Linked DNA regions of Homo sapiens: all the other regions are linked to region 1. A link is a contact called in ENCODE Hi-C or POLR2A ChIA-PET data. All regions are on one chromosome and are shown on one strand. The core of a region is the stretch at or near the end of the contact, and the rest is flanking DNA. Distances in the headings are between cores, read along the strand shown. Region 1 holds the start of C19orf44 (chromosome 19 open reading frame 44). Region 2 holds the start of DDA1 (DET1 and DDB1 associated 1). Region 3 holds the start of ANKLE1 (ankyrin repeat and LEM domain containing 1). Region 4 overlaps MYO9B (myosin IXB). Region 5 overlaps MYO9B (myosin IXB).

The links. Hi-C counts contacts between places; a loop is a spot of excess contacts on that map. ChIA-PET counts read pairs that join two places held with the same protein, here RNA polymerase II (POLR2A). Pooled maps may share reads with other maps.
Region 2: a loop to region 1 is called in a map of CD8-positive, alpha-beta T cell, with 10 times the contacts of the local background. The contact joins the promoter of DDA1 here to the promoter of C19orf44 in region 1. A Hi-C loop is called at or near these places in 3 of 168 maps with a recorded cell type or tissue (CD8-positive, alpha-beta T cell and naive thymus-derived CD4-positive, alpha-beta T cell), 4 of 37 single-sample maps with no recorded cell type and 11 of 50 pooled maps.
Region 3: a loop to region 1 is called in a pooled map, with 4 times the contacts of the local background. The contact joins the promoter of ANKLE1 here to the promoter of C19orf44 in region 1. A Hi-C loop is called at or near these places in 2 of 50 pooled maps. POLR2A ChIA-PET finds 5 or more read pairs at or near these places in 2 of 52 experiments (B cell and common myeloid progenitor, CD34-positive).
Region 4: a pooled map shows a loop between it and region 1 (2.2-fold over the local background). The contact joins the enhancer-like site here to the promoter of C19orf44 in region 1. A Hi-C loop is called at or near these places in 1 of 50 pooled maps. POLR2A ChIA-PET finds 5 or more read pairs at or near these places in 2 of 52 experiments (B cell and activated T-cell).
Region 5: a loop to region 1 is called in a pooled map, with 3 times the contacts of the local background. The contact joins the enhancer-like site here to the promoter of C19orf44 in region 1. A Hi-C loop is called at or near these places in 1 of 50 pooled maps. POLR2A ChIA-PET finds 5 or more read pairs at or near these places in 2 of 52 experiments (Panc1 and activated T-cell).

What each region holds. Positions count from the first base shown.
Region 1 is chr19:16,495,022-16,497,683 of GRCh38, reverse strand. C19orf44 (chromosome 19 open reading frame 44) reads right to left here and starts at 1,290. Exons shown (of 9, transcript NM_032207.4): 1 at 1,219-1,290. CALR3 (calreticulin 3) reads left to right here and starts at 1,517. Exons shown (of 9, transcript NM_145046.5): 1 at 1,517-1,645; 2 at 1,832-1,933. The coding sequence starts at 1,555. RefSeq lists enhancers at 1,188-1,617, 1,252-1,752, 1,753-2,253.
Region 2 is chr19:17,308,207-17,310,868 of GRCh38, reverse strand. It overlaps DDA1 (DET1 and DDB1 associated 1), which reads right to left and starts at 1,306. Exons shown (of 5, transcript NM_024050.6): 1 at 1,212-1,306. The coding sequence starts at 1,214. RefSeq lists a silencer at 991-1,090 and enhancers at 878-1,441, 1,531-1,720, 1,442-2,003.
Region 3 is chr19:17,280,550-17,283,211 of GRCh38, reverse strand. ANKLE1 (ankyrin repeat and LEM domain containing 1) reads right to left here and starts at 1,311. Exons shown (of 9, transcript NM_152363.6): 1 at 1,230-1,311; 2 at 1,003-1,155; 3 at 451-556; 4 at 210-348. The coding sequence starts at 1,291. RefSeq lists silencers at 1,300-1,389, 1,400-1,449.
Region 4 is chr19:17,182,417-17,185,078 of GRCh38, reverse strand. MYO9B (myosin IXB) reads right to left here. Exons shown (of 40, transcript NM_004145.4): 16 at 1,211-1,250; 17 at 92-214. Among named protein-coding and RNA genes, the nearest start is that of USE1, 32 kb to the left of the region's middle. RefSeq lists an enhancer at 564-773. Within about 2 kb of position 1,367, at least 8 of the 41 ENCODE cell types and tissues checked have a DNase peak (open chromatin) inside an H3K27ac peak, as active enhancers do; they include B cell, where a contact is called at or near this core.
Region 5 is chr19:17,104,422-17,107,083 of GRCh38, reverse strand. All of the region lies in intron 2 of MYO9B (myosin IXB), which reads right to left. Among named protein-coding and RNA genes, the nearest start is that of SNORA118, 14 kb to the right of the region's middle. Within about 2 kb of position 1,348, at least 4 of the 41 ENCODE cell types and tissues checked have a DNase peak (open chromatin) inside an H3K27ac peak, as active enhancers do.

The sequences.
Region 1 (2,662 bases), core at 41-2,540:
AATCTCAAATACATCACGCTAAGGGAAAGTAGCCAAGCCGGGCGCAGTGGCTCACGCCTGTAATCCCAGCACTTTGGGAGGCTAAGGCGGGCGGATCACGAGGTCAGGAGATCGAGACCAGCCTGACACACATGGTAAAACCCCGTCTCTACTAACAATACAAAAATTAGCGGGGCGTGGTGTCATGCGCCTGTAATCCCAAATACTCAGGACGCTGAGACAGGAGAATTGCTTGAACCTGGGAGGCGGAGTTCGCAGTGAGCCGAGATCGCACCATTGCACTTCAGCCTAAGTAACAGAGCGAGAATCTGTCTCAAAAAAAAAAAAAAAAGGAAAGAAAAAAGAAAGTAGCCAGACACTAAACTCCACACACCCTATCATTTCATTTGTAAGAACTGTCAAGAAAAGGCAAACCAATAAACTCAGAAAGCAGATCGGGCCGGTGCTGTGACTCACGCCTATAATCCCAGCACTTTGGGAGGCCAAGGCTGGCAGATTACGTGAGGTCAGGAGTTCGAGACCAGCGTGGCAAACATGGTGAAACCCCATCTCTACTAAAAATACAAAAAATTAGCCGGAGTGCAGTGGCATGATCACAGCTCACAGCAGCCCTTGACCTCCTGGACACAAGCAATCCTCCCTCCTGCCTCAACATCCTGAGTAGCTGGGACTACAGGCGCGTGCCACTACACCTGGCTAATTTTTTATTTTTATCTTTTTTAGAGATGGGGTCTCGCCAGGTTGCCCAGGCTGGTCTGGATCTCCTGGCCTCAAGTGATCCTCCCGCCTCTGCCTCCCAAAGTGCTGGGATTCCAGGCGTGAATCACCGCGCCCGGCCTGACGCAAAGTTCTAAAGCTGGATGAGCTGGATGGTGGCGACGGCTTCACAACTTTGTAGATTTACTAAAAATAACGGAGTCGTCAGCTTAAAAGTGGCGAACACTATGGTATGTAAATGAAGGCTCAATAAAGTTGTTACAAATCAACAAACCAAAACTTGAAAACCCTGGCGCCCCTGAGACCATCCTGCTCTTCTCCCCAGCTATGAAGCGACCCGCGCAGGACCATGCTCCAATAGACCCCAGACAGGGAAACTGAGGCGCGGGACCATCCTGCAGCGGCCCAACCAGCTCAGCCCCGGAGAAGGCCCCATTTCCCCGTATCCCCCTCGCGAGCCCGGACGCCCAGCTAGGTCACCTCCCCACCAGCCCTGCCGACCTCTTCCCACGCCGTCCATTCGCAGAGGCAGCCGCCACATTCACGCCTGAAGGAGCGGTTGCCCTGGGCAACAGAGCCAGAGCAGAAGAGACTACATCTCCCGGGAAGCACCGCGCCCCGCAGACCAATGGCGCCCCGAATCACAATCGCGGGGTGTCATGGGAGCGGTAGTTCCGGGGCGGGCCCAACGTGCCCCGCGCCGCAGCGACCAATGGGACCCTCAGGTCATAATCGCGAGTTGTGACGGGAGTTGTAGTTTCGGGACGCGCCTGAAGAGCCGCAGAGAGAGCTGGGAGCTAAGGGGTGGCGGCGACCGGAAGCGCAGTGCACACCCCCATGGCCCGGGCTTTGGTCCAGCTCTGGGCCATATGCATGCTGCGAGTGGCGCTGGCTACCGTCTATTTCCAAGAGGAATTTCTAGACGGAGGTGAAGGGGCCACGCCCGTGGTGGCGGAGGTGTAAGCTCCCCCATCTCCGCCCCCTAAGGCTGGCCAGAGTCGCCACGGGGTCCACGGCAGCGAACCCTCGAATCCTCGAGGGTCCCCTTCACCCTTCCCTTAGCCCAAATTAACCATTATCACCTCTAACCGGTGTTATTTCCCCTTCCCCACAGAGCATTGGAGAAACCGATGGTTGCAGTCCACCAATGACTCCCGATTTGGGCATTTTAGACTTTCGTCGGGCAAGTTTTATGGTCATAAAGAGAAAGATAAAGGTTAGTGTAGAATCAGGACCAAATTGAGCCTAATGTTACATTTCCATAGCAACCTCTCTAGGTAGTTGTGGCACAGCCAAAACGCTTTTATTCCCGTTTTACAGATGAAGACATTAAGGCAAAGGTAGAACTTAAGGGGCTCCTTTCCTTGTTTTTTTGTTTCTTCTCTCCTTTTTTTTTTTTTTTTTTTTTGAGACGGAGCCTTGCTCTGTTGCCCAGGCTGGAGTGCAGTGGCGCGATTTCGGCTCACTGCAACTTCCACCTCCCGGGTTCAAGCAATTCTCCTGCCTCAGCCTCCCGAGTAGCTGAGACTACAGGCGCGCGCCACCATGACCGGCTAATTTTTGTACTTTTAGTAGAGACAGGGTCCACGTTGGCCAGGCTGGTCTCGAACTCCTGACCTCATGATCCACCCACCTTGGCCTCCCAAAGTGCTGGGATTACAGGCATGAGCCACAACATCCAGCCTCCTCTCTCCTTTCTTTATTGCCAAAGATTCCTTTTTTTTTTTTTTTTTTTTTTTGGTAGTAGGAGTCTCGCTCTGTCGCCTAGGCTAGAGTGCAGTGGCACGATCTTGGCTCACTCAAACCTCCGTCTCCCGGGTTCAAGTGATTCTCTTGCTTCAGGCTTCTGAGGAGCTGCGATTACAAGCGTGCGCCACCATGCCCTGCTAATTTTTTTAGAGACAGAGTTTCACCACATTGCCCAGGCTGGACTCAAACTCCTGGC
Region 2 (2,662 bases), core at 57-2,556, 810 kb before region 1:
TGCAGGTGGGAAGTGGCAGTACCTGCAACAGGGCATGAAGCCATGGATGAATTCAGGTGTGTTCAGAAGGCAGAGACAATCTAATCCACTTATGATTGGCTGTAGGGATGAGACTGTACCAAGGTATCAAGGACAACTCCCAGGCTTGGGGACCCGCACACTAGGAACCCACCTTCCCATTTCCTTCCTGAAAGGGAGTCTTCCTTTCATCCCCACCACATCCCAAGGACTGTGGATTGTGGGCTGGGACTCTGGGTCAGGGGACAAAGGAGACTTGAGGTATCTTGACCAAGCTTCCCATCACCCTTCCCAGCCCTCAGGATGCCAACTAATGGGGGTTGTGGAGAGGCTTTAGTTCCACTCTGAGGGTGGGTCACCATCCCACTTTTCAGGTGGGGAGACTGAACCCCGAAGAACCACCAGACCCAAATTCCAGGATGACTGAGGAACCCTGAAGGAATTTCAACCTTCCAACAGCCAGGTGGGGACGATCCACACTTCATAATGAGGGGACAGCTAGAAGAGAACGTCACTGGCCTCGAGTCACCCAGCTCATCTGTTGAGCATTCACTATCCTGAGTCCTTTACGACGTCAGTTACCTAAATTGTCACCACCCTAAGAGGTTCAGACTACTGCTACCCTCATTTCACAGGGACAATCCATGCGGATCGGAGATAAAAGTTTTTCATTCTTAGAGGCGGGTAAGGGCCCAGAATGGTGGAGGTGGGGTCAGGGCCCGGGGAACCGGGACAATCGGCGATGTCGCACTTCCTTTGGCGACAAAGCCCTGCATATCGCGGTGCCAAGCCCCCTCCCCCGCCCCGGGGCCCAGGCCGGCCTCCCAAATTCTCCTGAACTGAAGAGATCCAGGTCCGGCGTGCTGAGAACGAGGCCAGACCAGGGGGTCTTACGGGACCCCATCCCCACCCCAGACGATTTCCGGGGGGAGCCGCAACCCGGAAATGAATGAGTTGTCAGGGCTTGGTATCCTGGATGGGGTCAGGGGTCGGAGAAGGAGTGGCAGTGGGATCAGCAGGAAGCTCTCGGTAGGGTCCGGGGGTCGAAGGTCACAGGTGAGTGGGAGGGGCGGGCCGGACCTGAGGGGACCGGGCAGAACGGAGAGGGGCCTAGGGGGATACTAGAGGTGGGTGGGACCACAGCGCCATTTTGTCTAGCAGAGGGGGAGTGGGGGCCTGGAGGCCATCCTCACCATCTTCTGTTTCCTCCGTCGCCGCCTCGGCCGCCGCCTCAGCCTCCACCGCCGCCACCAGAGCCGCCTTCTTAGCCGCCGCCTCACAGTAACTTCCAGCCACGGCACAGCCCACACTGATGGCGCCACCACCTCCCTGTCATTGGTGTGCAGTCTAGCCCCGCCCCCACATAGGAGCGCTTTGCACGCTTCCATTGGCCGCATCCAGCTAACTCATGCGCCCATTGGTTGCCACGCCTCCTCCCATTGTGGTCAAGTTCGGTTGAAGAAGCAAAGCACCTCCCGGTACTTGGAAGCAATGAAAGTGAGATCCGGAAGTGGGCGGAGGCCTCGGCCGCGAAGTCTCTTGGGAGCTGTAGTTTACAGCTCCGCGAGGCTCTCTAGAGCTTTTGTGTGTCTGTGTGTTTTTAAGATGCGAGGTTCGGCCGGGTGCGGTGGCTCACTCCTGTAATCTTAGCACTTTGGGAGGCCGAGGCGGGTAGATCGCCTGAGGTCAGCAGTTCGAGACCAGCCTGGCCAGCATGGTGAAACCCCATCTCTGCGCCTGTAATTCCAGCTAGTAGGGAGGCTGAGGCAGGAGAATCACTTGAACCCGGGAGGCGGAGGTTGCAGTGAGCCAAGATCGTGCCATTGCACTCCAGCCTGGGCAACAAGAGCGAAAATCAGTCTCAAAAAAAAAAAAAAAAAGCCAGCCGGGCGCAGTGGCTCACGCCTGTAATCCCAGCACTTTGGGAGGCCGACGCGGGTGGATCACGAGGTCAGGAGATCGAGACCGTCCTGGCTAACACGGTGAAACCACGTCTCTACTAAAAATACAAAAAATTAGCCGGGCGTGGTGGCGGACGCCTGTAGTCCCAGCTACTCCGGAGGCCGAAGCAGGACAACGGCGTGAACCGTGAGTGAGGCGGATCTTGCAGTGAGCTGAGATCGCGCCACTGCACTCCAGCCTGGCGGACAGAGGGAGACTCTGTCTCAAAAAAAAAAAGGCGGGGCACGGTGGCTCACGCCTGTAATCCCAGCAATCCCAGCACTTTGGGAAGCCGAGGCGGGCGGATCACGAGGTCAGGAGTTTGAGACCAGCCTGGCCAACATGGTGAAACCCCATCTCTACTAAAATACAAAAATTAGCCGGGCGTGGTGGCGGGCGCCTGTCATCCCAGCTACTCAAGAGGCTGAGGCAGGAGAATCGCTTAAAACCAGAAGGCGGAGGTGTCAGTCAGCCGAGATTAAGCCACTACAGTCCAGTCTGGGCAACAAGAGCTAAACTCCCTCTCAAAAGAAAAAAAAAAAAAAGACACAGGGGTCTTGCTATGTTTCCCAAGCTGGTCTCGAACTTCTGGCCTCAAGCAATCCTCCAGACTTGGCTTCCCAAAGTTCTGGGAGCCATCGTGCCGGCATCTTCTTGTGTTTATTACGTTTTTAAAGCAGCCCTAGAAGATAAGAACCATAAC
Region 3 (2,662 bases), core at 62-2,561, 790 kb before region 1:
TGGGGGCCAGAGAGGAGAGGAGGAGGGATGAGACAGCGATGAGAATAGGATCAAACAGAAAAAGGAGATCAGAGTGTCTGAGGCCGAAAGAGCTGGCCACAAATAGTGGATGTGAGACGGTCAGAACCAATGGGTGGGGTGGGGAAGACCCTGGATGTCAGGGACTGGTCCAGAAGTCAAGCCCCAGCAGCCCTGCAGGCCCTACTCACTGCCAGGTGCAGGCTCGGGCTCCTGAGTCTCTGCCCCGATCCGGGTCCGGGTCCTGGTCCGCGTGTCGAGATCCTGCAGGACTCGCGCGCACTCCAGGTGTCCCTGCTGCAGGGCCAGGTCCAGCGGCCGGAGTCCGTCCTACAGGGGCGCGGTCAGCAGGGGGCGCCCGAGGCCCTCTTACCTTCCTTCCCTCCCTCTGGGCTCACCCAGCCTTTCTTTGCCCGCGCAGTGCCTCCCAACCTGGTCGCGCAGCGCCGGGTCCGCTCCTTGGCTCAGCAGCAGCTCCAGGCCGCGGCGGCAGCCCCACGCGGCGGCCACATGCAGCGGCGTCAGTGCCTCGACAGATCTGGGGCGGCAGCGCAAGAGGGGTCATTGCGGACTCAGCCTCCCGGCAGGAACCCCGATCTCCGCTCTGGGGACCTGGAGCCTTCGTTCTCGGCCTCCCGGATCTCCGCCGTCCACCCTGGTACACTGCCCTTGGAACCTAGATGCTATGACCTCAGGCCAGGACCCAAACCTCTGCCGTCTGACCCTGGTGCCTCCACTCCAATATCCGAACCCTTGATCCCCACTTTGGTCCTAGCGCAGCCCCATTCCACGCCCTCGGTCTGGGACCCCAGCGCCTCCCTCGAGCCCTAGCCCCTGCCCTTGGACCCCCAAGTTCCCTCCCCAAGATCCCCTAAACCCCACCCTCGAGCCCCGAGGCCTGGCCCGGGATGATGGGGCGCCCCTTCCCGGATTCCCAGACTTCGGCTTGGGGAGACCCCGCCCCGGACCCAGGCTCTATCTTACCGAGCGTTGGGGTCCCCGCCTTGGCGCAGTAGGGCCCCGAGGCAACGCAGGCCGCGCGGGTGCCGGGCTCCGGCCGCCAAGTGCACAGCCGCTGCGCCGTCCTCTAGCACCAAATTAGGGTCCGCGCCGCAGCGCAGCAGCTCCTCTACTGCCCTGCAAACACCGCGGTCAGAGTGGACCCCGGCCAAAGACCCCCACTCCTGGCCCGCCCCCGGCCCCGCCCTCACCACGGCTCCTCCTCCCGCAGCGCATCCCGCAACCTGCGAGCCAGGCGGGCCTCCGAGCACATGCCCTGGCTGGGTCCGAAGCGCACCGCCTGGTCGGTCGATTTCCTACTTCCCGCGGGGGGCTTGTGGGCATGCGCCGCTCCTCCCCTCGGCTCGGGGGGCCCCTCTCCAGGGCCGAGCAGGGTTCCCAGCCAGGCTGCCCCGCGCCGCACGGGGGTCCACATCGGGGTTCGAGAGCTTTAGTGTCCTCAGGGGCCCTTGACACCCGGAGGCGCTCAAGCAGGGTCTGGGACCGCCGATAAGAGCCCGGGTGGGAGGATGCCACCGGGTGTGCCACTATCTCATTTAAAAACGGGAAACGCGAAGGCACCCGGCTCGAGTGGGTGGAGCTACGATTAAGAAAGTCCGGGGTGCCCCAGGTCATTAAGTCTCAGGGAATCTTCTTCAAGGGTGGCCTCTGGCAGGGAGCACGGCCTTATGAGAGGCTTAGGCCGGGCACGGTGGCTCACACCTGTAATCCCAGCACTTCGGGAGGCCCAGGCAGGAGGGTTGCTTGAGCTCTGGGGTTCGAGACCAGCCTGGGCAACTTGGATAAACCCAGTCCCTACAAAAAAATACAAAAAACTAGCCGGGCGTGGGTGGCTTGCACCTGTGGTCCCAGCTACTTGGGAGGCTGAGTTGGTAGAATCTCTTGAGCCCGGAAGTTCGAGGATGCAGTGAGCCATGATCACACCACTGCACTCCAGCCTGGGCAACAGAGCAAAACTCTGTCTCAGAAAATAAATAAATACATAAAATAGAGGCTTCAATTTCCAACCCCCAGGCCGAGGGCCCAGCTCACGCCTTTAAGCACAGTGCTTTGGGAGGCTGAGGAGAGAAGATCGTTTGAGCCTACTAGTTTGTTGTTGCTTTTCTTTTCTTTTAGTGAGTGCAGGAGTTTGAGACCAGCCTGGGCAACGGAGTGAGGCCCTATTTTTTTTTTTTTTTTTTTTTTTTTTTTTGAGCCGGATCTTACCCTGTCGCCCAGGCTGGAGTGCAGTGGCGCAATCTGGGCTCACTGCAACATTTGCCTCCCAGGTTCAAGCTATTCTGCCTCGGCCTCCCAAGTAGCTGGGATTACAGGCATGTGCCACCACTCTCGGCTAATTTTTGTATTTTTAGTAGAGATGGGGTTTCACCATGTTGTCCAGGCTGGTCTTGAGCTCCTGATCTCAGGTGATCCGCCCGCCTCGGCCTCCCAAAGTGCTAGGATTACAGGCGGAGACCTTGTCTTTGTTTTATTTATTTATTTATTTTTGAGACGGAGTTTTGCTCTTGTTGCCCAGGCTGGAGTGCAGTGGTGTGATCTCAGCTCACTGCAACCTCCTCCTCCAGGGTTCAACAGCTTCTCCTGCCTCAGCCTCCCCAGTAGCTGGGATTACAGGCATGCACCA
Region 4 (2,662 bases), core at 118-2,617, 690 kb before region 1:
ACTAGAGACGGGCTGTGCTCGGTGTCGGGTGAAGCTACACAAGCCTGAGGCTGAGCTGACCGCCACCTTCTGCCTCTCCTGCTCCACCTACCTGGAACTGGGCGCTGATGCTTGGTGGCTTTTTCTTCTTGTGCAGGTGCAGTAGGGACTTGGTGGTGCGGTCGTGCAGAGTCATGCTGATGATGAGTTTCAGGGACTTGGAGTCCAGTAGGTTCTAGGACAGACACATGGGGTCCGGCCTGCCCTCCCACAGCCCACACGGGCACGGGGAGGCATCACAGGTGTCCCCGAAGCCAGGGCAGAACAGCGTCCCCGCAGCGAGTGCCCGGGCAGCAGCTCTTAGGTTTGGTCTCAGGACCACACTATTGATGTGGGCCCAGTGGAATGAGGTGGGTTTGCACCTTGCACACAGCGCTGGTTCCGGGAGGGCTGATGACAGCCTCTTTCACAGCCTGAGTGGCTGCCCCATTTCCTCTTCCTCTGGGTTAGAGAGGAAGCCAGTGCTACTGAACCTGGCCGTCCCTCTCCTCTGCATAGCTCCTACAGTTTACATTACTTGAGTCAAGAAGGGCCAGGTCCTTTCTGTGCCATCCGCATGAGCTCATCGGACAGGCCACCATCATGTGTCAGCCAGTTCTATCAGCTGACAAGAGGAATTAGCCCTCTCCCATCTGCTAACTAGACTGCAAGGCTATTCTTACTCTTCTTGCAAATTTCTTAAATTGCTGCACTTGTATGTGGAAACGAGACAGAGCGCTTGGGAGGTTCTCTGTCCTGTCTGGAAGCAGCCCAGTAGCCAGGGACTGAAGATGGGGGTGTTAAACGGAAGGGTCCCATTACGTTGGGGCAGGATGAGCTCTGTGGTGCTATGAACCCACTAGAGCTCCCCATGGGACCAGGCTGAGGCCAGACTTCAGCTATGCTTACGCCCCTAGCTTCCTCCCTCACCCCTTCTCTCTGCCTTCTCACGTAAGCCCTCTTCCATAAGCCGCTGTGTGTGCAAATACCCCATCTCAGACCCTGCTTCTGGGAAACCCATAAAGAGACAGCTCTAAATCATCTCAACACGAGAACATTTTTTTTTTCTTGGAGGGAGGGGGAGATAGTGGGAAGGAGGAGGAAATGAAGTTGCAGAAGTGAAAGCTCTCAAGACGGGCAGAGAAGCAAGATATCTTGGAACGTGTCGCGCGGGGTGTGTTTTTTTTTTTACCTTTGGAATGATCTGCTTTTGTTTGATACCTTTACTTTTCCTGTCAAAATATTAAAAATGGTTTTGTGAACAAAAGGAACACAGTGTCGGGATTTGGGTTAGTTCAGCAAGCCACGCCTGGCGGGTTAGACTGAGAGACACAGAGAGAGGGGAGAGAGTGAGAAGGCGCAAGTGCAACAAGGCCACCGCCACCTCTCCACGCTGCACACCGTGGCGTGCCTCAGCCACTGTCTGTGGACACCAGTTTCCCTGGGTTGGCGGCACCCGGACTCTGCTGGTGGCTGCCCCAAAGCTGAGTAAAGTGTTTAGTCTGGGGGCCATTCGGATGTCTGAGAAGTAGGAGGGGCTGGCTAGGAATCTACAGGGTGGGACGTGCATCCAGCGGGGCTTGCTATGGAGGAACTGACATATCCCCCAGATCACAGCAGGATGCCGAGTGGGGCGGAGGGAGCCTGAGCAGTCCTGGTGGTGACCAGGTGACCAGGCTGTCTTTGCCATGTGCTGGTAGATGCCAAGCAGGCCCACAGAGGCCCTTCTGGAACCCTCTGCTGGCAGGGCAGGGACTTGCCCTGCAAAATAACCAAAATGGGGCCTGGGTGGGAGCTCCTTTCAGGATCATGCTGGTGGGAAAGAAGAAAACCAAAGCTGGCCAGGCGCAGTGGCTCACGCCTGTAATCCCAGCACTTTGGGAGGCTGAGGTGAGCGGATCACCTGAGGTCAGGAGTTCAAGGCCAGCCTGGCCAACATGGTGAAACCCTGTCTCTACTAAAAATACAAAAATTAGCCAGGTGTGGTGGCGGGTGCCTGTAATCCCAGCTACTCAAGAGACTGAGGCAGGAGAACTGCTTCAACCCAGGAGGCGGAGGTTGCAGTGAGCCGAGATCGTGCCACTGCACTCCAACCTGGGTGACAGAGAGAGACTCTGTCTCAAAACCCCCCCCAAAACCCAAAGCTGCTCTTTTGGCCGAGGTAAGGAAGGGGATAGCTCCTGTGTTCTCAGACACCTTATGGAATCTTGCAGACCAAGGGGGAAAATAAATAAATAAGTAAATATATTTATTTATTCAAAAGGCCTGGTGCCTTTTGAAGACCGGCTAAGGAGATGGTAACTTGTAGATCTGTGAGATGCCTAGCCATCCGTGGTTGCATTCAGTTTCACCTGAATCCCTGTGGGGTAAAATAAGGCACAACAAGGACAAAAGTTTGAGGCCGAGGTGGGCGGATCATTTGAGGTCAGGAGTTCAAGACCAGCCTGGCCAACATGGTGAAACCCCATCTCTACTAAAAACAGAAAAAAATTAGTCGGGTGTGGTGGTGCACACCTGTAATCCCAGCTACTTGGGAGGCTGAGGCAGGAGAATCACTTGAACCCGGGAGGTGGAGGTTGCAGTGAGCCAAGATTGAGCCACTGCACTCCAGCCTGGCGACAGAGTGAGACTCTGCCTCAAAAAA
Region 5 (2,662 bases), core at 99-2,598, 610 kb before region 1:
TTTATTTTTATTTTTAATTTTGAGACAGATTTCGCTCTTGTTGCCCAGGCTGGAGTGCAATGGTGCGATATTGGCTCACTGCAACCTCCACCTCCCAAGTTCAAGCCATTCTCCTGCCTCAGCCTCCGAAGTACCTGGGATTATAGGCGCTCGCCACCACACCTGGCTAATTTTTGTATTTTTAGTAGAGACGGGGTTTCACCATGTTTGCCAGGCTGGTCTCGAACTCTTGACCTCAGGTGATCCACCTGCCTTGGCCTCCCAAAGTGTTGGGATTACAGGCATGAGCCACTGCACCCAGCCTAGTTTTTAAACTTTTTGGTAGAGATGGGGTCTTGCAATGTTACCCAGGCTGGTCTGGAATTCCTAGGCTCACGCAATCCTCCTGACTCAGGACTCAGCCTCCTGACTCTGGGATTACAGGTGTGTGCCACACATGCTGAATTTTCAAGATCACTGTTTTATCTCGGGTGTGGATGCCAGGCACTGATGTTTTGGCCTGGAGAGCCGTTGAGCCCCCTGGCCACCTGCTGGGAGGACACTGGGGCCACTGGCAGTTTCACTGTGGCTGAGTCTCAGAGCTGGGATGACGCCAGGGCGGCCTCGGGAGACCAGAGCTGGGTTGCATCTACCTCTGCTCAGAACCTCTATAGCTCCTGTGTCACCCAGAGTCTTCCCCGAGTTCTACCTGGGGAGAATTTTGTGTTGACTTTGGCCACCACATAGCCCAGCACCTATATCATAGCCTGCCACACAGCAAATGCTCACACAGCAATGAACGGGCGGTCTGGGTATATAATGTAATGCACACAAGACAAGCCATATTAAAAACAGCTGAGGTGGGAGGATCACTGGAAGCCAGGAGTTCGAGACCAGCCTGGAGAACATAGTAAGACTGTGTCTCTACAGAAAATTTAAAAATTAGCCGGGCATGGTGGTGCACACCTGGAATTCCAGCTACTTGGGTGGGAGGATCGCTTGAGCCCAGAAGTTCTCGAGGCTGCGGTGAGTTATGATTGTGCCACTGCACTCCATTCTAGGTAACGGAGAGAGACCCTGACAAGAAAGGAATAGAGGAGAGGCGAGGAGAGGGGAGGGGAGAGGAGGGGAGGGGAGGGGATGGGAAAGGAAAGAAAATGGACATTCTATGGTGAAATTGCTCAGCAGTTTTATTAAAAGCTGATGTAAACAATGACAATGAATCTCTGTGTTACTTGCACAGGAGAAAACAGGAATAGGCTACATATGTCGGACCAGGGCTAAGTTGTATGACCCCAATTAATGTCTTACTGATGACCTCAGAGAGGAAGAGGAACTGAAATGTATTCCTAGGCACTGCTTAGATGTGATTTCAGTGAATTTGCATGGCAGCCCTCAGCTTGTGGGGACTAACAAGAGGCGAGAGGTCAAGGCTCCAGAAAGGGTGGGGTCTGACCCTGCCCCCAACTCCCTCTCTCCACTGAGGGGGCTCTCAGGATCCTACGTGTGAAGAAACTGACACATTCATATAATGAGCTACAATTCAGCAAAAGAAATGAGCTCTCAAGCCACGAAAAGACATGGAGGAATCTCCTCTCCCCTTTTTTTGGGGGACAGGGTCTCGCTCTGTCACCTAGGCTGGAGTGCAGTGGCCAGACGTTGGCTCACTGCAGCCTCAACCTCCCGGGCTCAAGCGATTCTCCTGCCTCAGACTCCCACGTAGGGGGGACCACAGGCAAACACCACCACACCTGGCTAATTTTTTTTTTTTTTTTTTTTTTTTTTGGTAGAGACAGGGTCTTGTTATGTTGCCCAGGCTGATCTGGAACTCCTGGGCTCAAGTGATCCTCCTGCCTCGGCCTCCCAGTGCACTGGGATTATGTAAGCCACCGTGCCCAACTGACATGCAGGAACCTTAAATGCTGGTTGTGAAGTGGAAGAAGCCAGTCTGAAAAGCCTGCAACACTGGGACTCCAACTACAGACAGCCTGGAAAAGACAGAACTGTGGAGGCAGTGAGAAGAGCTGTGGCTGCCAAAGGTCATGGAGGGATGAACAGGGGGAGCATGGAGGAATTTTAGGGCAGTGACACCACTCTGTGACACTCCAACGGCAGACACATTCATTATACTTTTGTCCAAACTCAAAGAATGTGCAACACCAAGAACCCTAATGGAAACTATGGCTGTTAGTAACAGTACCAACGTAGAGTTGAGTCAGGTGCAACCAACACACCACACGAATGCAAAATATAAATAATGTGAGAACCTGGGCGTGGGAGGGGTACATGGGAACTCTCTGCACTATCTGCTCGGTATTTTTATAAACCTAAAACTGCTCTAAAACAACCAATCTGTTTTTTTGTTTTTTTTTTAAGCGGAGCTGGGTACAGTGGTTCACGCCTATAATCCCAGCATTTTGGGAGGCCAAGGTGGGAGGATCATTGGCATCCAGGAGTTCGAGACCAGCCTGGGGAATACAGTGAGACCCCCATCTCTACAAAAAATAAAATAAAAATGAAAAAAAGGCAGATCCCACACCCAGAGGTGCAGACCCCTGAGGCCACACGCTGCCCCTGGCCCTCACCAGGTGGCGATGGTTGCGTTGTTCTGAGACATGTGGATGCACCTTGTCCTACAATCCCTGCAATGATGGGTGCTGTGTGGTCACCTCTGTAGCCCTGT